Linked DNA regions of Homo sapiens: region 2 is linked to region 1. A link is a loop called in an ENCODE intact Hi-C map of the cell type or tissue named here. Cell type or tissue: PC-3. All regions are shown on one strand. Each heading gives the region's core, and the rest is flanking DNA. Links, peaks and the distances in the headings are about the cores only.

What was found. A loop is a pair of places that touch in the nucleus more often than their neighbours do. Peaks named below come from ENCODE experiments on the same cell type or tissue, not always from the same donor. Only the 100,000 strongest peaks of a DNase experiment are listed, where the experiment ranks them.
Region 2: it touches region 1 in a loop (2.7-fold over the local background); 2 of 110 quality-filtered maps call a loop at or near these places.

The regions. Positions count from the first base shown.
Region 1 is chr20:38,048,333-38,065,300 of GRCh38, forward strand. It overlaps RPRD1B (regulation of nuclear pre-mRNA domain containing 1B), which reads left to right. Exons shown (of 7, transcript NM_021215.4): 3 at 16-149; 4 at 9,200-9,312; 5 at 11,062-11,188. Among named protein-coding and RNA genes, the nearest start is that of RPRD1B, 23 kb to the left of the region's middle. In PC-3, for the core only: a CTCF peak has its summit at 9,350 (motif pointing right); DNase peaks (open chromatin) are centred at 9,409, 11,669 and 12,969; H3K4me3 peaks cover 291 bases; H3K27ac peaks cover 3,157 bases.
Region 2 is chr20:37,989,848-37,997,847 of GRCh38, forward strand. TTI1 (TELO2 interacting protein 1) reads right to left here. Exons shown (of 8, transcript NM_001303457.2): 6 at 6,902-7,106; 7 at 6,528-6,615. Among named protein-coding and RNA genes, the nearest start is that of TTI1, 40 kb to the right of the region's middle. RefSeq lists an enhancer at 738-817. In PC-3, for the core only: CTCF peaks have their summits at 3,276 (motif pointing left) and 3,477; DNase peaks (open chromatin) are centred at 864, 3,194 and 4,884; H3K4me3 peaks cover 622 bases; H3K27ac peaks cover 4,643 bases.

The DNA.
Region 1 (16,968 bases), core at 5,535-13,534:
ATCTTTTCTGGGCAGAGAGGCAGATGAAGGCTGTAAAAAACCTTTAGAAAGATTGCTGAACATCTGGCAAGAACGAAGTGTGTATGGCGGCGAGTTCATACAGCAGCTGAAGCTGTCTATGGAGGACTCCAAGAGCCCTCCCCCCAAAGGTAGAAACATCACCACATGTTTACAGCTCTTGGTCTTTGCCTACTTTCGAATCAAATATGAAAAGCTGCAGTGGGGTTTGCTGTGAACCACCAGCGATTTTATGATTCTTCAGAGAGACAGATGATCATGAATGATGGTGAGAATTTATGTAGTGCTCACAGCGTGTAAGCCTGGTTCTAGTATTCATGCTATTCATCCTCTCACACCCTGACTTTTGCTCTCTGTTCTCCTTGGCTTGCTTCTGTCTTTCAGAGACTTTCCTTGCACAAGGAAAGGAACAACAAAGTTGTTCAGAGTTGTGGTGAACTAGGAAGTAGCCTGGACTAAGATTTTGTCCTTGCTCTGCCATTAACTACAATAGGACCTTGGATAAGTTTCTTAGCTTTTTAAGAACTTGATTTAATTAAATGTAGATGTGCTTTTGAAACATATCCTTAGGATTGTCAGCATGGTGTCTGTCTAAAGTTGATTGTTTGTTTGTTTTGGAGACAGAGTCTCACCCTGTCATCCAGGCTGGAGTGCAGTGGCGTGATCTCGGCTCACTGCAACCTCCGCCTCCTGGGTTCGAGCCATTCTCCTGCCCCAGCCTCCTGAGTAGCTGAGATTCAGGCACCTGCCACAACACCCGGCTAATTTTTGTATTTTTAGAAGAGACGGGGTTTCACCATGTTTGCCAGGCTGGTCTCAAACTCCTGACCTCAAGTGATCTGCCCGCCTCGGCCTCCCAAAGTGCTGGATTACAGGTGTGAGTCACTGCGCCCAGCTTAAAACTGATTTTGATCTTTACTGAACCCAGGATATCTTTAGGAAGTGCATCTGTGTGTGAATTTTGCAAAGCCCTTAATAAGAGCTTATATTATTTTTTCTTTTTTCTTTCTTTTTTTCTTTTTTTTTTTTTTTTTTTTTGAGACAGAGTCTTGCTTTGTTACCTGGGCTGGAGTGCGGTGGTATGATCTCAGCTCACTGCAACCTCCGCCTCCCGGGTTCAAGCAGTTCTTTGCCTCAGCCTCCCGAGTAGCTGGAATTACAGGCACCTGCCACCATGCCCAGCTAATTTTTGTATTTTTGGTAGAGACAGGGTTTCACCATCTTGGCCAGGCTGGTCTTGAACTCCTGACCTCGTGATCCACCCGCCTCAGCCTCCCAAAGTGCTGATATTATAGGCGTGAGCCACCTCACCTGGCCTATTTTTTTCTTTAAAGAGTAAGATCAAATGTTGTTTAGTTACTTGGCTTCTGGTTAGTTGTGGTTTAATTCTAGTTGGCATGACATGTTTCTTAGCTACAGATCTGATCTGCCTGCATACATGTTTCCTGGAGGATCGAGTCCAAGTACTGATAGTATTGAAGACCCTTTCTATCTGAACTAGCCTGTTTTTCCAGATTCTTCTCCTGCCACTTCCTCACTTACACTGTATTCTTTGGCCAAACTGAATTGCCGACAGTTTACCCTCTGGATGCTCTGTTGGCACTGCTTCCTTTCCATCTGCTGTTACCTCTACTTGATGTCCTTCTACCGCTTTCACTGTGTGATGAACTCATTCTCCAAGAATGCAACTCTCATTCTGACATCTTCCCTGGCTTGTCTGGGCCCATGTGGTCATTCCCTCCTTGTTCTCTGGTACTTTATACATGCATCTGCTATAGAACCTAGTCATGATTAGCATGTGTGACAGTATCCTTCACTGAGTAACCCTTTTGTGTACCCTTCATGATCCTTTCCAGGTCTGGAATTATTTGCATTTTGCAGTGGGTAACTTTCCTGTGAAACCAAAGGTTAGAGGCTTTCTGTGAATGACATAAGTGCTTTCAGACTGCAGGTCATTGTTGTTTTACTTGGTGTTGCTAGAAGATAATTTTAGGATCACTCAGGTGATTGGTAGCTTCTGAAAAGCAAGATGTTTCCTGCTTTGGATTCTGGTGTTTTTATTGTGTCCTTTGGAGGTCTTCAGTACAGCTTTGGGGAATTACTCAGCATTCTTTACTCTGCCTTAGAGTTCATTGGTAAACAGTGCTGGTTTTTAAGAACACCTTTGGGCAAGTAGGAGAGCCTTGAAAGAGGATGTTTGAAGCTAATGTTGAATTTCAATTTAATGTACATTTGCTGGACACATACTTTGAATAAACAGATATGCTAGATGCTATAGGAAAGAGGGAGAAAAGAGTGAGGAATAGGTTTGCACTCTGGGAATGTGTGGAATTTGTGGCAGTGATAGTATTGGGAATAGCTTCAGTGGGTTTCTGATTTTTTTTTGAAAGTCTAGACAGACATTAACAATAATAGAGGCAGTTTCCTCTAGGTAGAGGATAATGCTAATCTAAAGATAATTTCTCTTTCTCTATTCTATAAAGATGAAAACACACATCAAAAGATTTCAACATGTGTGTTAGTCCCAGCTGACTCACTCTGTCTTCACTCTCTGGACCTGAGTTATCAGAATATTTTACCACAGTCCTTTCAAATGTTGATGAGTTCTCGAGAAGTTTATTTCCAAATTTGAGTAGTCCTTTTATATTCCAGCTTTGATTCATGGGTAATTCTTTGTCTTCAGGCAACTTCATGGAGTTTACCTCTGAAATAAAAATTTTTCTATGGAACTTTGACAGTTCTTACAACATTAGAGAATGCATGAGCTTAGGAATTCTGTTTTAGAACTGGGTATTAAGTTTATAAACCTGTCTCTCAAGGTGTTCTAAAGGTGTCTCTCAAAACATCACACTGTACCCTATAAATATATACAATTATTATTTGTCACTTAAAAACAAAATTTAAAAAGTAAGAAAAGGAGAAAAGTTCTCTACTCTTGAGAATACTCAAGGTGTTGCTTGACTGAATGGAACTTTTTTATTTGAGCCACATGTGACTCATGTAGTATACGGTTGTAGAAGGATTTAGAGAGAGAGGGTAGATACAAAGGGACTAGCATTTATTGAGCATCCGTTATGTACCAGCCTCTGCTGGCTGCTTTTCATATTAATTTGTTTTAGATCCTTACAACTACTCTGTGAATTTGGTATTATTTTCATACTTTAGATGAGGATACTGGCTCAAAAAGGTATAGTAATTTTGTTCAGAGAGAGATAATTGGTAAGTGGCGAATTCCCAGGTCTATACGACTTTAAAGCTGATATTCTTCACACTGTCGTATTTCCTGAAAGCACACGGTTTCAATATTGGTAGGAATTTTGGTAGGAATTTGTGAGTAGGTTACCCAGCTTTCCTGGATCTTAATATAGTTTAGCTATTCAGGCTTCCACAGTATGAATCCTAGCTGTCATTTCTTTTTTGAGATGAAGTCTTGCTCTGTCGCCCAGGCTGGAGTGCAATGGCGGGACCTCGGCTCACCGCAACCTCTGCCTCCCAGGTTCAAGTGATTCTCCTGCCTCAGCCTTCCAAGTAGCTGGGATTACAGGCATGTGCCACCACGCCTGGCTAATTTTGTATTTTTAGTAGAGATGGGGTTTCTCCATGTTGGTCAGGCTGGTCCCGAACTCCCAACCTCAGGTGATCCGCCCACCTCGGCCTCCCAAAATGGCAGGATTACAGGCATGAGCCACCACACCCGGCCCCTAGCTGTCATTTCTAAAGCTCTGTGACCTTGGCCATGGCATTTGATCCTTCTGAAGCTCAGATCCTCACTGTACAATATGGCTATTAATGGTAATACCTTCTAGGATAGTGATGAGGATTACTTGAGATAATGCAGGTAAGATATTATCAGTGGGGCAATGATACGAGTTTTGTTTGCCCCTGCCAGTTCTAGTATCTAATGTGCTGAGTTTCTATATATGAACTGGTCGCAAAAGTAAGAAGAGGTTTTTAATATTTTCAGTCCCCCAGTTTTTGTGCGAGGCTGGAGAACATGGTAGCTAAGAGTATGAGTTCTAGGCACAACTTCCCTGGGTTTATGCCTGGATTTGGCTACTCAGTTCAGTGAGATGATAAGGGTAGACAGCTTGTAGAACTGTGCCTCAAATGTTAGACCTTTATCTGTTGTAGGTTCTTTTCTCTCCACAAGTAAAGTTTAATGTGCCTTATTAAAATGTCCTTTATTATGCAGGGATGGAGCAAAGAATGAGGGAGCTGTTGCAAACAATATTTCCTGATCCTTTTCTCATTATAAAAGTAATATAAAGTCTATAGGTGTGGTTTTTTTTGTTGTTGTTAACTAGTCAATTGAAGCAGTGGGAGTAGAGAAGGAACAAAAAAACCTGTAACTGATTGCGATCAATTAGTTGTAAACACTGCTGCACTCGGACCAAACGCGGTGTTTTTTTTTTTTTTTTTTTTTTTTTTTTAAATCACAGAAAATTTCAAGTGGATCCTCTAGAAGATCCAGCTTTACGGTAGATGGCTGCATATTATAATGTGATTTGGGAACCTGCAGGCCAGCTTTTTGCCTTAAGATTAGTTTCACAGTCTGCCATTGTGTCTGAAATTCTCCCACAATCAGGTTGTAAGAGGCATACCATAAACCCTTAGGTAACGAGGATTACTTAAGGTTAGCTGAGTACAAGGCCTGCTGGAGACACAGGGACAAGTTGGAGGATAGAATAGAAGGTGCCCAGTATGAGGACAGAAGGACTTTGGCTACCCCCACAGTTTGTCCTGCCTGTAAACAGAGTGGTTGAGTGAGTGAAAAAGGGAGAGTAAATATATACCGTGGTAGAAGCTGAATTGATAGTGGAAGGCTTACCTTAAATTCAGATGTAGAAATGGAACTGACACATATTCTAGTTTTTAAAATAATTTTAATTTTTAAAAAAATGTATAGCTTTTGAAAAGGAAACCTGGAAATCCTAAGTTATTTTTAATGGCTGTCTGACTAGACTGACAATACCAGGCACTATAACTGCTGACTTCGTAGCAGTGATAGTCATTTCTGGCCTAGCACTAGCATTTTCCAAGCTCTGTGACTCCTCCCTTCAAGCGGTTTCAAACTCCGACCTGTCACCCCTTTCCTAGGTACTGCAGGGATGTAGAGGAATAAGACACAAAGTGCTCCTGTCGGAGAAGAACGCTTGCCAGTGGCCAGAGTAGCAAGGCCAGGTGCTTTAAGAGAGGCCCGAGTGCCGTGGGAGTTGGAGGCCATTTGTCATCATTAGGCTTTGAACTTAGGAGGAATCTGTAAAATCATTAGAAGCCCCTTAAGGTTTATGAATAGGGACATGATGGAGTGAGCACTCCGCTTTAGGAAGATTAATTTAATAACAGAATACAGTCTTCCATATTTACAGGTTCCACATCTGTGGATGCAACCAGCTACATATTGAATATATTTTGGGTAAAAATAATACATATTTTAAAAATGAAATGGTGTGACAATTATTTACATATCATGTGTACATTGTATTAGGTACTATAATCTAGACACAAAGTATACGGAAGGATGTGTGCGTAAGTTATATATAAATACCATGCCATTTTGTAAGGGATCTTGAGTATCCCTAGATTTTGATATCCGTAGCGGTCCTGGAACCAATCCCCCATGGATACTGAGGGACAACTGTATAGTCTAACTTGGGAAAGGAGCAACTAGAGGCGGGGAGACAGTGGTCTCAACCAGCTGTGACAAAGGGCAGATTGCTGATAAGAGGCTGTGTAGGTGAAGGAGCAAAGGGAGGGAGTATGTAAGGCATCAGTCTGAGGTATGGAATCTGCTAGAAACTGGGACCTTGGGATAGATTCTAATGGTTTCCAAGGCCTTGTACCTGGAAGACAGGTCAGTGAAAGTGTTCGTAATGGAAATAGGTAGCTCAGGGAATGAGGAGCCCTGTGGGGGAAATGATTAGTAATTCATGTCCAGAAATCTTATGTTTGTAGCACCAGTAGGTCCTCCAAATGGAAATAGGAGGAAACTGGAAAAATAGGGTAATGGTTAACACCTATTGTGCCCTCTGCCAGCAGGATGGCAAAGGACATAAGTTGTCCTAAAATGATTTCTTATTTTAAGTCTTGTAATGCTGTTCGTGAGCAACAGTGTGAAGTGGTAAAGATAACTCCAGATAATGAGGCTTTGATCTGTAGCACCCAGATTTACACTAACAAACTCTCTGACTTTGGGCAGACTGCAACCTGTGGACTTAGATATTTTCATGAAAATTTGAGTTGGGGGAAACAAAGGCATGGGTCTGTCTAAGTCCTCCCAGTGCCAAAATTCAGGAATTCTAAGTGTCGAGGTAGTGTTTGATGTTTATATATAATAATTTCTGTGTGAGAGTTTGAAAACGGAAGGATTTCAAGTTTTGTAATTTTTTTCTACCTTCTTTAGCATATCTAATAGTTACTTACTGAGTGCTCTTCTAGGTGCTTGAAAGCAAACAGAACAGTATAAAAAATTTTGAAGTTTGTACTTACCTTCTAATGGCCACTCCTTCCACATGACCACTTTGATGCCACAGTGGCTAAGTGTCTGCATGGGTCATATAGCACACATTAATTAGGCAGCTACTATGTACAAAGTACTGTTAGGTGTTTCTTATGTAAATTTTATCCTAATAGATTTTTCATATTAAAAATATAGCAATCTTTGCTTTGCATAGTAGTGCAGGACTATAACCATGATTGTGCAAGCTGAACCCATGCAAAGCAATCTTTATAATCAGTGGGGAAAATTATGATTGTTCTGTGACTTTTAAAATTTTTTTTGTCAAAGAATTAAAAACTCATTGTTGATTCCAAATGTGTACGGAAACAAAAGAGATAATAAACTAATAGTTATTTAATATGCTGTAACAACAAATTAGAAACATTGAGAATTAAAGTGTGTTTTCTTTGTAACAAACTTATCAAGAGTAGTTTGAACAAGGGTTGCCTTCTTCTGGTATAATTTAGATACATATCAGAGCAAACATCTTTTCTGTGGCTTTGCAAGTTGTCATACTGTATTTTGTTTGGATCAGCTTCCAACATTTTATCTTTTATGCTTTCAGTATTGTAAAATACCTCTCAGTTTCTTTAGCATGCAGTTTTTTTTTTTTGTTAGCGTCTCTTCCTCTAGGACGTTGTCATTCTTTTCATCACTCCCACTTTCTTCATTGCTAAGTTGGCCTCTACACATTCCTCTGGCCATGGATCTAGGCTCCCTCTGATGCTGGCAGTGGCAGCATCCTGCAGCGTGCTCTTTCTTCTGTAACTCCACTAATATGCCATTGGGATTTCAGTTCCGGCATTAGCTTTTGTTTCAGTTTCTTTGTTCCACATTTGTCTTTATGATCAATACCCTCTTCTGATCGTTCATTTTTATAAAATGTCGTGGGTGTTATCACTGGGCGATAAGGAGACAGCACAGCGAAGCACTTTGCTGTCTTTGTGTGACCTGCATAACAGGTGTTCAGTGACCAATCACTGATTGACTTCAAGAATGATGTGATTGGTCCCTGATCATGATTTGGGGGCTGAAGTTAGCAGCAAAATTTGTACTTTATGCAACTACTCAAGAGTTAATATGCCATGGTAACTGAAGTTTGAACTTGTTTTATTGAGGGACTGGTGTCATTTAACGAAGCCATGGTAACAAATCTGTGTATAATAGTATGCGCAAAGTGAGGACGGCCTGTATTGCAGATGTTCCTGTCTCCTTTTTTTGTAATAGACAGAATCATTAAGAAGAAGTGAAACTTGGCCAGGCGTGATGGCTCACACCTGTAATCCCAGGACTTTGGGAGACCAAGGCGGGTGGGTCACTGGAGGCCAGGAGTTCGAGACCAGCCTGGCCAACATGGTGAATGAAACCCTGACTCTACTAAAAATACAAAAATTAGCCAGGCATGGGGGCAAATGCCTGTAATCCCAGCTACTCAGGAGGCTGAGGTGGGAGAATTGCTGGAACCCAGGAGGCGGAAGTTGCAGTGAGCTGAGAATGTGTCACTGCACTCCAGCCTGGGCAAGAGAGCAAAAACTCCATCTAAAAAAAAAAAATAAAAATAAAACTCATGATATTGACCTGGCTTTCACTTCAAACGTGAGTTTGGTCAGTTAGTATATGATGTATATAATGTAGAGAACAGGAGCTACGTGACTTGTTTCCAGAAGAAAATGTGTAAGCAAAAAATGTGTATGTATCTGCAGCAGGTGCCTGGTGTCCCCTTTTTTCTAAATGAGAGGGTACCTGTGTGGTGCTAAGTAATTTGAGTGCAGTGGAAAGAGGACAGGTTTTGGAGTCATACCGTAAGTGTGTCATTTAACCTCCCTGGCCTTTGTTTTCTCACCTTTCAGCTGGAGATGCTGTATCTTAAAATTGTTGGAAAGATTAAAAGGAAACTATTGCAATGCCAGGCACAGGCTGTGTCCAATATTTCTTTACTTTCGAAACTAGAATTTATCATTTAGATTTATTTCCCACAATTGTTTGGCATTTATTTTGTATTGTCTAATTTGATGCAAAAAGAATGATTTTGGAATTAACACATCTATCATAACAATGTAAAAACATACGGTGCAGATAGATCATAAATAATGTAACCTGTCAGCCTCAAAAGTGGTTAAATTTAAAATGGTAACTTAAGTAATTTTTCTCAGTAGTATCAATCACATGTCTCAGTAATGGTTATTTTAATTTTAAGGTAAAATTAGATTTATTTTATTTTTAGGGGAATAGTGTAAAGAATATTTGTGTTTGACACAATTTTATTGATAAAATTTTCTCTCCTGTTTTCTGAAATGATCCCTGGAAAGCATAACGTATCTCATTTTATACACAATATCTTCTCTGTAAACCCTAGCACACGTTGGTTTGCTTCATTGTATTGTCCCATGAGTTTCTTACTCAAGTGTGATAGTTGGGTAAGTTTTCGCTTTAGATGCCTGTTTTCTGTAGTATTTTACCAGAGAATCAATCTGAGATGACGGACAAAGACCTGTTTGACTCTTTTCAGTAATGTAGGGAACTACAGTCAATTTAAAATAACTAGCATAAAGGTTACTATTAAGCCATTCTGAAAATGTGTGCCCCTTCTGCCCTGTTTTTACATGTGGCCCATTGTGCATAGCATGTGACTTATCACTACAGGATATGTGACTCAAATTTATTACTTTCTCTTTTGTCTAGCAACAGAAGAGAAGAAATCTCTGAAACGAACTTTTCAGCAAATTCAGGAGGAGGAGGATGACGACTACCCTGGCAGCTACTCTCCTCAGGATCCTTCTGCAGGACCCCTCTTGGTAGGTCTTGACCCCCAGAGAGTAGGGAACAGTGGCTTAAAGTGACCTCTAGTTGAAGACTATGGCCACAAGGTGGCGCCAGTGACCACTGGTATGGAATCATCAGAGGGCACCTCTCAGGGGCCCCGTGCATCATCCTGCCCAAAGGAGCTTGCCGGATGGCAGGTGTCAGTATGTCTTTGCGTGCCATAACTCTGGGATGGGCTTATGTTTTATAAAGTACTTGGACTTGGTTTTTTCAATCCTAGAAATTAAGAATATTCTTTAAAAATAGATTTTGGAGAAAGGGATAGATAATATTACAAAGATATTCAAAAGTCGTCTACCATGGCCTGTCTCCAGTAGCATGGTAGTTTTATAAAGTAACTCATTAATATCTAAAGACAGTCTATGTGTCAATAGCAAATTTGCTGCACTGTAGCCTATTAAATATTGAAACAAGGAGTTAGTCTTTACCCATGTGTTTGTGTTATTTGGCTATACAGGTTAGCTTACAAAATCTAAATGAAAGAAGTTGGGCACAAGGTGACAGTTTAAGTAACTTGACCAGTGTCTTAATTTAAATCCAGGTGTGTCTGACTTCAGAGCCCATGCTCTTTTCAAGGCGGGGGCGGGGGGGGCTTCATCTTATTTTGCCTAAAACAGCTTTATTACACATGGTCATGCTTAAAGCCTATGTAAATAGGAAACATGTCTAGTTTGTGTTATGTTACGGTGTTGAGTTAGACTAGGGATTAAATGACAGCAGTGTTAGGTCATATATCTTTGGATTTAAACACTTTAAAGACTACAGCCTAGATTATTACCTTTCAGGGTAATCTAACTACCATCTACAGAGCTAGCTACTCCTTGGTGATTATGGAGTGGCCTGTTAGCATTGTTTTCTGACAATTTAAGAAACTCCTTTTTGATATATACAGAAAATGTATCCCTGGTTTACTTTTCTTGTTTTTTCCCCCTGGGTTTATAATAAGTTTGATACATTTAATTTTGGGAGTGACATCCATTTTGTCAAGAAAACCCAAGAAAGAATTGAAGTAGGTTGATCAGTCAACATATAATTTTTTCCTTCTCCTTCTTGAGACAGGATCTTGCTCTGTTACCCAGGCTGGCGTGCAGTAGCATGATCATAGTTCACTGCAAACTCAACCTCTGGGGCTCAAGTGATACTCCTACCTCAGCCTCCCAAGTAGCTGGGACTATAGACATATGCCACCATGCTTGGCTTATTATTTTATTTTAATTTTTTTGTAGAGACAGGGTGTCGCTATATTGTCCAGGCTGGTCTCGAACTCCTGGGCTCAAGTGATCCTCCTGCCTTGGCTTCCCAAAGTGCTAGGATTACAGGTGCGAGCCACCACACCTGGCCACAACACACAGTTGTTAACATCTGATATTTATACCTTTATTCTATACTGGAAATGATACATCATTTGAAATTAAGCAACATGAACCAAACTCCATTGTTTTGAATTGCCAAAAACATGTTCTTTTAGAATTAAAAAATAATAATAATTATTCAGAATTTCATTCATGTTCTGCCATGGACTTAGATAAACTAATTTTGTGGATTTTCTTAGAGTCCGTGACATTGACTTACATGTAAGCTCTGGGGCTAAGAACAGTTTTTTTTAAGAAATGGCAGGAATGACTGTTTTTAGAATTTGCCTCCACCTCATTTAACTCCAACTAATTTTCTTTAAACCCCATGTCTTAATGGGTAGTGTTGTTTGTGTTTTCATCTTACAGACTGAGGAACTAATCAAAGCTTTGCAGGATCTGGAAAATGCCGCATCAGGGGATGCTACTGTCCGACAGAAAATTGCTTCTCTGCCCCAGGAAGTGCAAGATGTTTCTCTATTGGAAAAAATAACAGGTGAGAAGGTAGAGTTTGGGTGAAAGGTGAGGAGAGAGGGACATAACTGTAATGCAGTAACCCTAGGCCATACTTAACGTCTGCAGGTATAGACTACTTTCCATGTTGTATTGGTTGCTCTACCATCTTGGGATTTGCAAACATAACTCACATGGTGAACAAAGAAACTTTTGAAATAGTCAAAGCTTGAATAGTGATTCTAGGAATTATTGCAGAAATGCTGGTGTGCCACAACCTGTGGCTCTCTAAATAAGGTCTGTTAAAAACATAGTACAAATTGTGTGCGTGTGGGGTGGGTGGGGGAGATTAGGTATTATTCTGTCTGTTAGACTCATAACCCTCTTACTAAAAGAAAAAAAATTATGATTCAGGGCTGTGTGATTTGTGCCCTGCTCTCTGACAAGCCCCGTAGATGATAGTGCGTTCAGTGCCAGGAATTTCAGGTGTCTGTTAGACATGTCATTTTGCCCTAGTCGTGACCTCCCTAGTTAAACAGGGAGGGGCAGTTGACACGATTCCTGCTTTCCTTATGGGAAATTGAAAGGAAGGAATGAAGCATGAACTAATATTGACAGTAGGCTTTGCACCGGTACTTCTGTTCTTTGTGATAGTCTTTGGAGGTGACTAAATGTGTGTCTCCATATTGCATAGGAGGACATTGAGGCTTTGAGAAGATAGGTGTCTTGTCCAAGGTCACACAAGTAGTGGATCTTGGGATTCTAATCTAGGCTGCAAAGCCTATGTTCCTCCCCTTACAAAAGCTCAGACCTTTCATTCCATTGTCTTCCAAAGGCCACCATTTTCCCACTCCAGTCCCTTGACTTGGCTGCTTCTCTAACTTCTTCCATATCTATCTAAAGGAAATCAAGGTCACTGATGAAATATTTCCCTCAACAAATATTTGAGGCCCACCTATATCCCCTCAAGTGAAGTGTCAAGAAGGAAAATAAAGCAGGGCAGTGGGAGCGGAAAATGATTGCAGGCGGTATTAATGGTATTTTAAAGGTGTTTGGGGAAAGCCTTTCTGATGAGATGACCTTGAGCAGAGACCCGAAAAATTAGGAAGCAAGCCATGAGGATATCCAAGGGAAGGAAGGGCCACCAGGCAGTGGAAGCAGCACAGGGAAAGACCTCAGGCAGTGGGCGTACTGGGTTGGAGAACACAGCTCGGAGGCCTTGTGAGTCACGCAAGAAGCATCTCAGCCCCTCACTCTGCTTTCCCACCCCAGGAATTCACCCCACTGGGACCTGCAGTCTCTTGATTCCTCCCCCACCTCTTCCTAGTCCTCGAGTCCTCATTTTCTTCTTTATTCAGATTGGAGTCTCTCTTTTCACTTCCTCACACACACCTTCAACCCATTTTCTTCTCTTTCTCCCTTCAGTGTAGTCTCCTGGCAAAATCCCTAAACAGGTTAAATCACATTTTAAAAATACTTACTACTAAAAGGACCACTTCATTTATTCTTACTGTCAAAATCATAATCTGCAAAAATTGCAAGCAAGTTAATGTAAAGCTAGCCATGTATGTAATTTTGTTTCTCTGTTTCACTGACCTAAAGGTCTCATGTAGCTTCCTTTTAAAATACTTTTTTAATTTTGATTTTTAATTGTGGTAAAATACATATAAAATGGTAAGCTACATAAAACACAAAGGTGTACAATTTAGTTGTGCTAAGTATTCTCATGTTGTTATACAACCAGTTTCCAGAGTTCTTTTCGTCTTGCCAAACTGAAACTCTATACCCGTTAAACAATAACTCATCATTTTTCACTTCCCATATCACCTGGCAACCACCATTCTTAAATTTAGCTTTTTGTCTGTTCCTTTCCCGAACCTGTGTAGTGGAATGTGGCTGGGAAAAACTAACATGTCTGAGTTGACTTTTCCTCCTATTTCTCTACATGGACATGCTATTTTCTAAACCCGCCTCTCTGTGTATTAGATCTGCTCCTTCTCATCTAGCCAAGGCCATTGCTCCAACAATGCTCCCTCTTTCTCCTGCATTCTCCATTTTTTACTCTTTACTGGATCATTCTCAATAGCATAAAAACATGAATTTTTCCCCCACTTGGGAAGATTTTTTTCTTGACCTCATATCTTCCTCTAGCTACTGCCTCATTTCTCTGTTCTTTTTAGCCAAACCACCTGAATGGATTGCCTGTGCTGTCTCTCTACTTCCCGTCCTCCCAGTTGCTGATGACTTCCTTGTTGCTGAACTCAATGGTGGATTCTCTGCCCCCATCTTAACTTCACCCCAGTAGTATTTGGCCCAGTAGATTATTTCTTCTTCCTGAAAATACTTTCTTCACTTGGTGTAGTAGTTGGAATAATGCCTCCTGACCCCCCACCCCGCAAACACCCATGTTTTAATCCACAGAACCTGTGTATATGTAATCTTATATGGCCAAGGGACTTGGCAGGTGTGATTAAATATCTTGAGATGAGGAGATTACCCTGGATTATTTAAGAGGGCCCAGTGTAATCACAGGGTCCTTGTAAGAGGAAGGTGGGAGAGGGGGAATGAGAAGGAGGTATTACCGTGGAAGCAGAGGTTGGAGCGATGTGCTTTGAAGATGGAGGAAGCAACTGTGATAAGGCATAAGATAATTAATTGGTGATATTCCAAGCCACTAAATTTGTGGTAATTTGCTACAGTAGCAGTGGGAACTAGGACCCTGCATTATTCTAGCTTTCCTCCTCTCTTTCTGTGTCTTTTCAGCCTCCTTGCTGGTTTCTTCACTCCTCCTTGACCTCTTCATATTAGCCCCCTTCTTTAGCTGGTTTCACTGGCAGCCATTCTCACCCAATTTCATGACTATAAATAAGAGTTTTTCTGCGAATGATTTCCTAATTTACATCTCTAGTGTTGACCCTTCCACCTTGAACTTGAGACCCATATATCCAACCTCCTACTCAGTTTTATTAGTTGGATATCTTGATAGGCATTTCAAGCTTACTCTGCCCCACACTGAACTTCTGACCTTTCCTCTAAAACTTGTTTCACTCATGGTCTTCTCCATCTCAGTAAATGGCCCTCATCATTCCTGTTGATTGGGACCAAAACCAGCATCTGATATCCTGTCACCGCCTCTACCACTGCCACCTGGTACAGGTCTCTACCATGTTCAGTTGATTTATTGCAGTAGCCTCCCAGCTGGTCTAGCTACTTCGTTTGTTCCTCTTGCTCAGCCATCATTCTAGTCTCAACATAGTAACCAGAGTGATCCTCTTAGTAGAAGGCAGATCATGTCTCCCGCTCCACATAACACCCCCACGACTCCCCCCATCACCAAATTAAAAGCCAGAGCCCCCCCCCCTTTTTTTTTTTTTTTGAGATACAGTCTCATTCTGTCACCCAGGCTGGAGTCAGTGGCATGATCTTAGCTCATTGTAACCTCAAACTCCTGGACTCAAGCAATCCTCCCATCCTGGCCTCCCAAAACACTGGGATTACAGATGTGAGCCCCCTGCCTGGCTTTAAAGCAGAGTCTTTCACTGGCCTCTGTTACCGCAAGACTTTTACTATTTTCCCCTCACTCACTGCTCAAGTCATATGGGCTCCTTGCCAGTCACTCTTTCCTCCTAGCGCCTTTGTACTTGCTGTCCCCTCTGCCTGAAACGTTCCTCCCAGATAGTTACATAGCTGGTTCTCATTTTCTTAGGCCTTTGTTTACGTATCACCTTAGCGAAGCTCACCCTGACCACCTTTTTGAAAATGTTGATCCCCCCCACCTTCCAGTGCCCCACTTTTTCTCCTCTGCCTTGTTTTTCTCTGTAGTTCTCTTCAGCTGATAAGTAAGCATAATATTTATTGTATATTGATTCTCTTCCTACCTGATAATATAAACTTGAGGGCAGAGAGTTTTTGTCCTTTTTATTCTCTGCTGTTTCTAAGAGCCTAGTTATAAGAACTCAAATTTGTTAAACTAATTGGAAGGTTTTGAGCAGAGGATTGGTGGGCATAAAGCCCGATTGGGGTGGGCTCAGGAGGAGAGCAGGTGGCTACACTTCTCTGAAAAGAGTTTAGCTGCAAGGGGGAGCAGGGAAGCAGGTCAGTAGTGGGAGAGTGGTATGTAGGTGGAATACATGGCAGCAGGTTTGTGTGCTAGTGGTTTTCTTAGGAGGGAGAGAGAGAATTTGCTGAGGTAGAGAAGACATGGGACGGCTGCAGAAGTTTAGTCTTTGAGGAAACGAGGGAATGGGATGCGCATGCCGCTTGGAGGACTGGCCGAAAGAGGCACTTGCCACTCCTCTGATGGGTGAAGGAGAGCAGGGAGCGTGAGGACAGCGTGGGTAGGTCCCCCGAAGCGAGCATCTGGCTTCTGCATTTTCACTGCGTATTTGTATAACTCACTAAACTATTATAAGTTACTTTTCTGGGTTGTAATTATTTGTGTAAATGAATTATTTCCTTTGTAAAAGTTCTTGAGGCTGCAAATTGATTTTCTTTTTAATCTTAAAAATTAGTATTTGCCATTTTTTGCCACAGGCACCTAAACATCTTAGTGAATTAACCATTTTTTAAAAACGATCAGTCAAGCAATAACAAAACTAAAACCAACCTAACCACCCCAGGAGCTTGCTCATGGACTGAGCCACTGAGCAGGAAGGAGAAGTTGGCGGTCCTTTATCCTCTGTGACTGAGGTGATCTCTTTCCTTTGTGTTCCATTCCGCTCACTTCTTCCCCTTCACCAAGGACATTCTTTGTTTCCCATCCCTGAGGAGGGTAGAGGTTCCTAATCTTTGGCATCACACCCAATCTGGAATCCTTCAGCAGTTCCTCTTGCAATATTCACATTAAGAAGGCATCGAAAAGCCAGATGGCTGTTTGCCAGAGATACTGTGTTGGGGATTCTTAAATCCTAGTTCCCCAGGAGAATGCGAGCTCTCACCTCTGACAGCCTGTATCCATAGGGAATGTCATGGAACTGTCCCACGGTACTGCCGGAGTCTCTGGTGCCCTTTGTTTCAAAGCACCAACCTACTCTTTTGATTCATTCAGGTCTTTTAAAAATGAGTTATACATATTTAAAATTCGAATCTCACCACCACCCACACATAATTAATTATATCAGTTCTTTGTAAATACAGATCCTGCTTTTTCTTCTCATTTCTTAATTATGAGCCTTTGTTCATCACTTCTTCCCAAAAATACCCTTTCTTAATGTTTTTCCACCCCCAAAGCATGAGTTACAACCCATTAATTGGATATGAAATCAGTCTGGTAGCTAATGACCAACAGTTTTTGAAAAATGGAATAAAGCCATCCTGGCTAACACAGTGAAACCTCGTCTCTACTAAAAATACAAAAAAATTAGACGGGCGTGGTGGCGGGGGCCTGTACTCCCAGCTACTCGGGAGGCTGAGGCAGGAGAATGGCATGAACCTGGGAGGCGGAGCTTGCAGTGAGCCGAGATCATGCCACTGCACTCCAGCCTGGGTCACAGAGCAAGACACCATCTCAAAAAAAAAAAAAAGAGATAAAATAGAAGATAGAGCACACATAGTAAGAATGGGTATTTTATGAAACGCTGCTTTCATTTTTCTGTGTATTTACATAAGTGTATTTCTGCTGTGGGTCATGTTCAGAAACATTTAAAAACCTCTTTCTTATCAGACTTTACATTTTGTCAAATGTAGGAAGAAGTTCATCCCCACGTCCAAGGCTTACATAGTTTAAGAGATAGAGTGCTATAGATCATTTTAGAGATCTGGCTTCGAGCCCCAGCATCTCAGCTCACTGCATATAGAAACCTGTCATGTAGTTTTTTTTCTGGC
Region 2 (8,000 bases), core at 1-8,000, 64 kb before region 1:
CTTCAGAAACAGCTCTAGGAAATGTCCTTCTGTATTTACTGCAAGGACGTTGAGGATATTAGTCACAACAGTACCCAGTGTTCTTTTAAGATGACCCACAGAGAAATTTTCCTCAAGCGTCAGTAATAAGGAAAGCCATGCTTCTTTCTGAAAAGCTTTCTTTCCTTTTCTTTTTAAAAACTCTTATTCAGGTACTTCCTGTACCATTTTCCTCTTTGCTGTCTGTCAGGAAGCACAGAGCCACTCTGAAAGCTCCTCTCTAGCAAGGGTGCAGGGCTCTAACTGTATTGTCTATATTAACCTCAACTCGGTCTCATCTTGTTTTTGCTGTTATTTTTCCATTTAAAAAATTTCTTCACTTCCTTCCTTTTTTCTTTGTTGCAAACAATTTATAAGATGTTCCAAGTCATTTTCGGAATAAGAAGAAATTTAAATAATGATTCACAACTACTATTTAGTGACTTTTACTCTGTGGTGGTATTTTGTGCTACCTGACTTTACTGAATCCTTGTCGTCATTGTAGTAGGTGAAATAAGCAAAATAACATACATGCTTTTTTCGGTCTTATAGATGAGAAAACAGAGACTTTGAGAAGTGAATTAATTTGCCAAGGTTATCTTGTTATTGAACAACAATGTGAGGCCTTGGTAGTTATCTCTGAAAATCTTCAACTCTCAACACAGCACTTGGCTCATCATAAGAGACCCAATAAAAATCTTTTAAAATACATCTATACAATAAGACAAATAGAGATCATCTCCCTGGCTACTTTATTTACTCAGTACTGAGACAACATTTACTTCCACGCCTCTGAGGTGTTCGAGAGGGATGACAGAGCCTGCAGAATGAGGAAATGACTACCCTGTGGTCGACCACAGCCTCTGATGACCAAAACCCACTTTGTGCAGGCGGTGCTGCGACCAGGCTCGATCTGTCATCGAGAACATTCTGCTCCCAACCTGGCACGGCATGCACTGTGCACACACACCCCACGCTTGGCTTTCCTACCGGGTGGTAAGATGGTTGACCCTGGCAGGTTATCAGTGACATGACAACACCAAGGAAGAAGGGACAGAATTGGCAGCACTGAATTTAAGTAGATTTAAGTAGCCCAGAGGTCCCTGCCTTCAGTTCTGAAACCCAGCAACCCACTTTGTTTGTAATCTGCCTGCCAGATGTCTCTTATCTTTGACACCATGAAATCAGGCCTATATATGCACAGTGAACAGCTCCAGATCTGAGTGTATTTTTAGAACAATGGGACTCAAAAAGAAAACCAGCAATGCCTGTCAAAAGATGGATAATAGGAAAGCTAACTACTTGGGTTTGGATTTGTCAACTATTAATCAAGTGTCAAAAGGAAAAAATATTAGGTGTGTCCTCATTTCCATGCTGGGTGCAATCCAAGGGGGAACAGCTTTGCAGTCCAAGCTCAGCCAAACTGCCCACACCATTTAAGGGGATGAGCTACTAATTTCAAGCTCAGCTGAACTAATGGATCACCTCTGTGGCTCCTCATCCGTTCAAATATAATAGGCTCATGTGTGGGTAAAGAGAGGAGTTGGGGCTCTGACAGGGATGAAATGAATGAGCCTGTGCCGGTCTGTGTTCGTCCAGGGTTTGAAGGCACCAGCTGGTTCTTTGATGGGATGGGATCCTACTGCTAGAAAGAGAGCAGGGAAGTCAGTCTGTAAATGAACCTTCAAACCCGGTCCTGACTTCTGCAAACAGTGGTGGCACAATTAACATGAAAAAGATCCTTTTGAGGTGAAATCCCCAGTTCAGATTTTAGTAAGGATGAAGCAGGCTTACAACTAGAAATTCTGTGGCCAGTGTCTATGTGTATGAGTAACATACACATCATGTATAACATATTTGGGAAATTTACATACATGTACCCCACATAGGTGTGTACACAGATGTAAATATACCTTCAGAACATAAGCAGAGGGTAGAGGCCCCTATCTTGTTCCCTCTAATTCCAGTCCCTAGAACAGTACCTGGAGACTCCTTGGACATACTAACGTGATTCATCCACAAGCACCCTATGAGAATGGAGTTTTCATCACCCCCAGTTTACAGAGGAAGAAAATGAAATGAAGCTAAATCATTTGCTCAAGGTCACATGGCCAGTAAGATCTGAACCTCGGTTTGTCCAAAGCAAGACTGCTACTTTTTCTCTCACACACAATGGCGAGGCAGAGGGAGCTGGAATGGCAACCTCCCCAGCGCCCCATCAGGGGCTACAGCAATAACAGCATCCAGGACTTGCGTGGCCAGAAGGTACACCAGCTGGTCACCACCTGCTGGCACCCTGCATCCCTATCTGGGCTCTGGGGTTAGCAGGTGGGAGTAGGACTGGGGGTGGAGGCCAAGCATCCTAAAAGCTTTATTTTTCTATTATGAGACTTGTTGGGCACTGACTTCATCTTCTTCTTTTTTTTTTGAAACAGGGTCTCACTCTGTTGCCCAGGCTGGAGTGCAGTGGTGTGATCACGGCTCACTATGGCCTTAACCTTCCAAGGCTCAGGTGATCCTCCTGCCTCAGCTTCCCAAGTAGCTGGGACAACAGGTGCACACCACCACGCCTGGCTAATTTTTATATGTTCAGTAGAGACAGGGTTTCGCTATGTTGCCCAGGCTGGCCTGGAGCTCCTGAGCCCAGGTGATTCTCCCACCTCAGCTTCCCAAAGTGCTGGGATTACAAGCGTGAGCCACAGCACACGGCCTGACTTCATCTTTTCAAAAATTTGAAAAGTATTGTCTAGTTTTGTTTCCTTTTAGCCCAGGGTAAAAGGCTCATTGGATGATATAAAACCTCACTGCAAAAGCCAGGGAGTCTCAGAGTCTGCTAAGAGATTGGCCCAAGGAGTATGGTTTTAATGGAGTTCAACTAGGCTAAGTACATGTATGGACTTGAAGGACAAACAGAAATTTGGGGTGTATGCTCTCTTTTCAAATTCCTTTCACGTACAGGAGGCAAAAGCTACCTGGACAGAAAGGCACAGAACTGTGAAGGCCCAGGGCATGCCGGGAGACATCCTGGAGACTGAGAATTTCAATCAGCAAAGTTTGCCACTGCAGTTGGCTGAGATGGGGGTGTGGCTGATCTGACCTGTTGTCTGTAATCCAACGCCTACCCTCAGGGACACTGTCTTATTTTTAGCTCCTGGTATGCTAAGCCCTCCTCCCACACCACAAATATGATTTGCACATTTGTTATCCATTGAAGTTACTTAACTAGAGGGACTTTGGGGGAGCTGGCTTTTTTTTTTTTTTTTTGCATTGCCAGTTAACAGTGACACCTGGTGGTAACACACAGCAAGGTCACATCCTGCCCCCACCATCCCCTGCCCCTCCCCCATGCCTCCCCCAGTTGGAAGATTTATGCCCCCTCCATACAAGGCACATTTGCTAGATAAAAGCATTAAACTGGAATGGCATCTCCGTTCTTAGCATTTACAACCTCGGTTACATCAACCACCCCCTGATCAATGTCCATTTCTAGAGTTTACTGCCTGGATGTAAAAGCCTGCCACAAAGGCTATATTTAATATGGCAAATTAAAAAAGCAAACACTGGTTTGGTCATTCTTTGGAGCCAGGAAAAGCAAATGGGAGCAAGGAAAAACCCAAGCATGATGCACATAAAGATGAACTCTCATGGGGCTGCTAAGTCTGCCTCCACCCCAACTCGATGAAGGCGCCCCTTGGAGGTCCTAAGCCCACCTGCCAGAGGGGCCCACAGACATGGCTGTTCTACAGGGCTGGTGCACATCCCTCTCCTTCCAGAAGACAGGAGGCCTGGGAGCAGCCTCCTGCCCTGAGAGCTTCCCTCACCAGCCCTCTGGCAGACAGGAGAGCCACTTCCAAAGCAAGCTGGTCATCTGCCTAGGGTCGGAAACTCACTACCTCTGGCTTTTCTGAATACTAAGCCAAGGTTCCCACTTGGGCCCTTGCAACGAACACAGCTTTCTCTTCTCCCATGAGGGTAAGTGTGTGTAAGTGTGTCACTCTGACTGCAGTATGGAGAATACCTAGAGGGGCAGGACTGGAAGTGGGACCAGTGGTGAGGTCTGTTGTTCTGGTGGGAGATGATGGTGGCCTGGCCTGGCCTAGTGGTTTGGAGGTGTCGTTTTGAGAGCAATTTTCCAAGTGAGGTAGGCGGGCTTTACTTTTGGTCATGGATGTAGGGTGTGAAGGAAAGAGAAGAATTAAGAACAAACAACAGGATGGATGGCAGGGCCATGTGCTGAGATGGGACTCCATCTCATGCAGGGGACTTGGTTCCTCAGTACTAGTAGGTATGACAGACTGCACTCTGTCACCTAGGCTGGAGTACAGTGGTGCGGTCTTGGCTCACTGCAACATCCGCCTCCCAGGTTCAAGTGATGCTCCTGCCTCAGCTTCCCAATTAGCTGGAATTACAGGTTCCTGCCACCATGCCCAGCTAACTTTTTGTATTTTTAGTAGAGACAGGGTTTCATCATGTTGGCCAGGCTGGTCTTGAACTCCTGACCTCGTGATCTGCCTGCCTCAGACTCCCAAAGCGCTGGGATAACAGGCGTAAGCCACCCACCGCACCCAGCTGCCAGGTATGACTTTTCCATACTAAGTGGCCCACCCACCCACCCCTCTCTCCATGCGGTAATGAGGCTCACAGAGAGACCAGGTTTCCTATTGTCTCAGGCTTCTTCTCCCACTTAGAGAGCTTATTAATTTCAGCATCAAGATGCCAAATCAGCTCTTGATCAAGGATCAAGACTGATTTTTTTTCCCAACTTCAAGATAAGTTTGCAAGTGACATGTGTGAAGCAATCCACCTAGCTCTTCCTCCCCCTCCCTGCCCATCAGGAGGGAGGCCATCTGACTCAACACTTGAACGGAATGTGCTGGAGCAAACAAAGGGAGCTGCGGTCAAGTGGTGGGGCTGCGTGTTCCTCCACCTGAGGCTCCCTGAACACCAGCTCAAGATTCAGCAAGGTCCAATTCCGGGTTTAATTGCTTTCAGCAGCAAAAAAGAGAACTAGAAATGAAAAGATAATGAATTGAGAATATTAGCTTATTTGATGGTTCTAAACTTGAAGGATGGGATGGAGTGGGTGTAGGAAAAATAGAATGGATGGGGAATGTGAAAATCAGACCTTTAACTCTTGGTTGTAATAGGCATCTAAAAGGATTTACTTCAAGATAAACTCATTATGTTCTTGAGTTGCACTTTAAGTCACAGCACAATCAGCTCCAGGGGCACCGCCCAGGGAGGACTATTTTCACCCTAAATTGATTCTGTACGGAATAAAAATGCCTGGGGACAGAAGCTGCTTAGGATGCGCCCCTGTGCTCATGAAACTATGACTGATTCTGGGACTAAGGGATGTGACGGGAAAGGGACAGGAAGAAAAAAGGAAATGGGAAATCAAGAGCAAAAAACAGCAAAGGACAATAAATCAATTCAAGAAGATATTACCATCACTCCCAGGGAGTGCAAGGTTTCTAAGGAGCAAGCTGGCTCTCCTCACTGCACAGTCAGAGCAGCCTTTCCACTCCTCAGGGAATGAGTTGACTCCTAACTCCCACCCCACTGAAGAGGATCAGAGATGTGCCTCTAGAAGCTAGGAAGATGCAGGGATTCCGCTGCAGGCGTGAAGCTGGTGAGGCTGAAGGAGCTGCAGGGCTCAGAGCGGCACAGAGTGCCAGGCCCAGCTTTCGCCCCAGCAGCAGACCTACCCTGGGATGGCAGTTCCAGGATGCAGGCTGCTCCCACCTGGAAGGAAAGCTTGGAGAAGAGGGGCAGAGTAGATTTGGGGTCTCATGTCTGGGGAATGCTGTTGTGCTGAGTTTTAGCTCTTAGTCCTAAAGTAACCAGCAACAGCTTCTTCTCCTAGAGGTGATACAGCTTTTCTCAAATAAGCATGGTCAAACTCTTAGAAATTGGAATCATCTAGTTTCAGAATCAGAAAAGGCCCTTTAAGCCATTAGTCTGGCAACTCTTAAGGTTCTTCGGGTCACAGATTCCTATTAGAACCTATGAATGGTTCCTATTAGAAAAAGGCACATGTGCACCTGCCTGCACACAAACAATTTTGCTTTGCACTTGTGAGGGTTCATGGCACCGATGCCCATCTAAGACCTGCCGTGGAGTCGACATATGCCATATCAGGAACCCAGCACTTTCACTTTGCTGTTGAAGAAGCCAAGGCATGAAGAAGTGCCAGGCACCTGGTCTCCAGGCCTAGAAGCAGATTCCCCTCCAACCAGGAGGGTGCTGAGTCCTCTCTAGCACACCGTCTTTCTGCTTCTTGACCCTCTGGAATTGTTGCTGACTTTGCAGCAGAGGAAAAGGTTACTGGCAAAGAGAAACACATCTAGTAAAAATACCATCTCTAGTGCTGGCACAGTTAAAGAATTATCTTAACCTGGCAGGGTGACAGAGAAAAGAGCAGAGATGCCTCAACTCTGCTTGCCATTAGCAAATCATCTGTAATTTAGAACAAACGTAAAGGGATGCGGGTGATCAGGCAGACGTACCTCCTGGCAGCCTCTTGTAATTTCACGGGCTGTTTGACACTGAGGTAAATCAAGCAGGCATCAGCCACTTTATTCAGGTCACCCTCACCTGCAGAAAAGAAAAACAAAACAAGCATCAGCCCTTACACTTCATTTGGGACAAGCAGTGACCAACTGTGTCTGGAGAAACTGCAACAGCTAGGCAAGATGCTCTGGGCTCTCTACTCCATCCCGCCAAAGAACACATCAAGATAAATGGACAAATGAGGCCAAAATAAGACGGAAGGAGGTACACAGAGGGGAGGGGAGGGGGGCACGACTGAGCAGAGGGCATGATGGCAGGGGTGAGACAGATGCTAAGTGTGTGTGTTCAGGTGGAACTGCCTGGTACCCACCTAGGTCCAGTCTCTCACAGAGGGGGCCCAGGCCCTGTAAGACAGCCAGCTGCAACTTGAAGGCCAGCGTGTGCGAGTAAACTGGTCCAGCCCTGGCACTGATGGGGGCCTGGGTGACTAGGGAGCCAGCCAGCTTTGGCAGGACATCTTTGCAGAACCGGCTGCGAAGAAAGTCACCACACTTGCTTCCCAGGGTACGTAAAACCTGCAGAAACAGCCTCCAACCTGGTGAGTGAACATTGCCAAGGCAGCAAGAGAGCTAAAGAATGCTTGGTAATTCGATTTCATCTAGGTCTCTGCTTGGGGGAAAAAAAAAATAGAATTACTGCTGTTAATTCCTTGCCCATGGTTTGTGATTCTGACAGTTATGAATTTGGAGGTCTCTGCTCCCAAGGCATGGCTGCTTCTACCCATAAATACAGATTACATGGGGAATAATTCAAAGGAATCTTGGGTTGGATGAATAATATGATTAATATCTTGATTTCCCTCCCATTTTTGTTAAAAAAAAAAAAAAGAGAAGAGCTTAAAGCAGTTCACATAGATCATTTCTTGAATCTTCCTAACATCCCTTGAGAAAATATGTATGCTTTAAACTCTAGCTAGCTGAGCAAACACAAATACTATGGTCCAGCTGCTGCCACATGCAGGCATCAGGAGGTTAGTGACTGGGCCGAGGTCCCTGGGCTGAACCAAGGCAGGGTCCCTGAAGTTGCAGCCGACTCGGTGTTCCTTCTGTTCAGCTGCACAATCTCTTATGCACATCACCCTCATTCTATCTTTCAGAACAGATAGTTTCTTTGCATGTCTTGTTTTAAACTTTCTCTAGCAGAACATATTGAAATGTTTTGCCCTGCTGCACAAGACTGAGTATACAGGATAATAGGAATTTCTTTAAAAATTGGTAAGCAAGGCATAACCAGCACAGTGTTTGCTCATTTTGCAGAGAACAAGGCTCTCATTTTAGGTCCCTCAGCTGAATGGCACAGCTTCTATAGACCTCAGTGTCATCATCGTGTCTGCGCATGGGGAAAGCAGCCTCAGTTATTGTGTACACATCTTTATTTTTTTTCATTTTTCTATGCTTGCTGTTATTTCA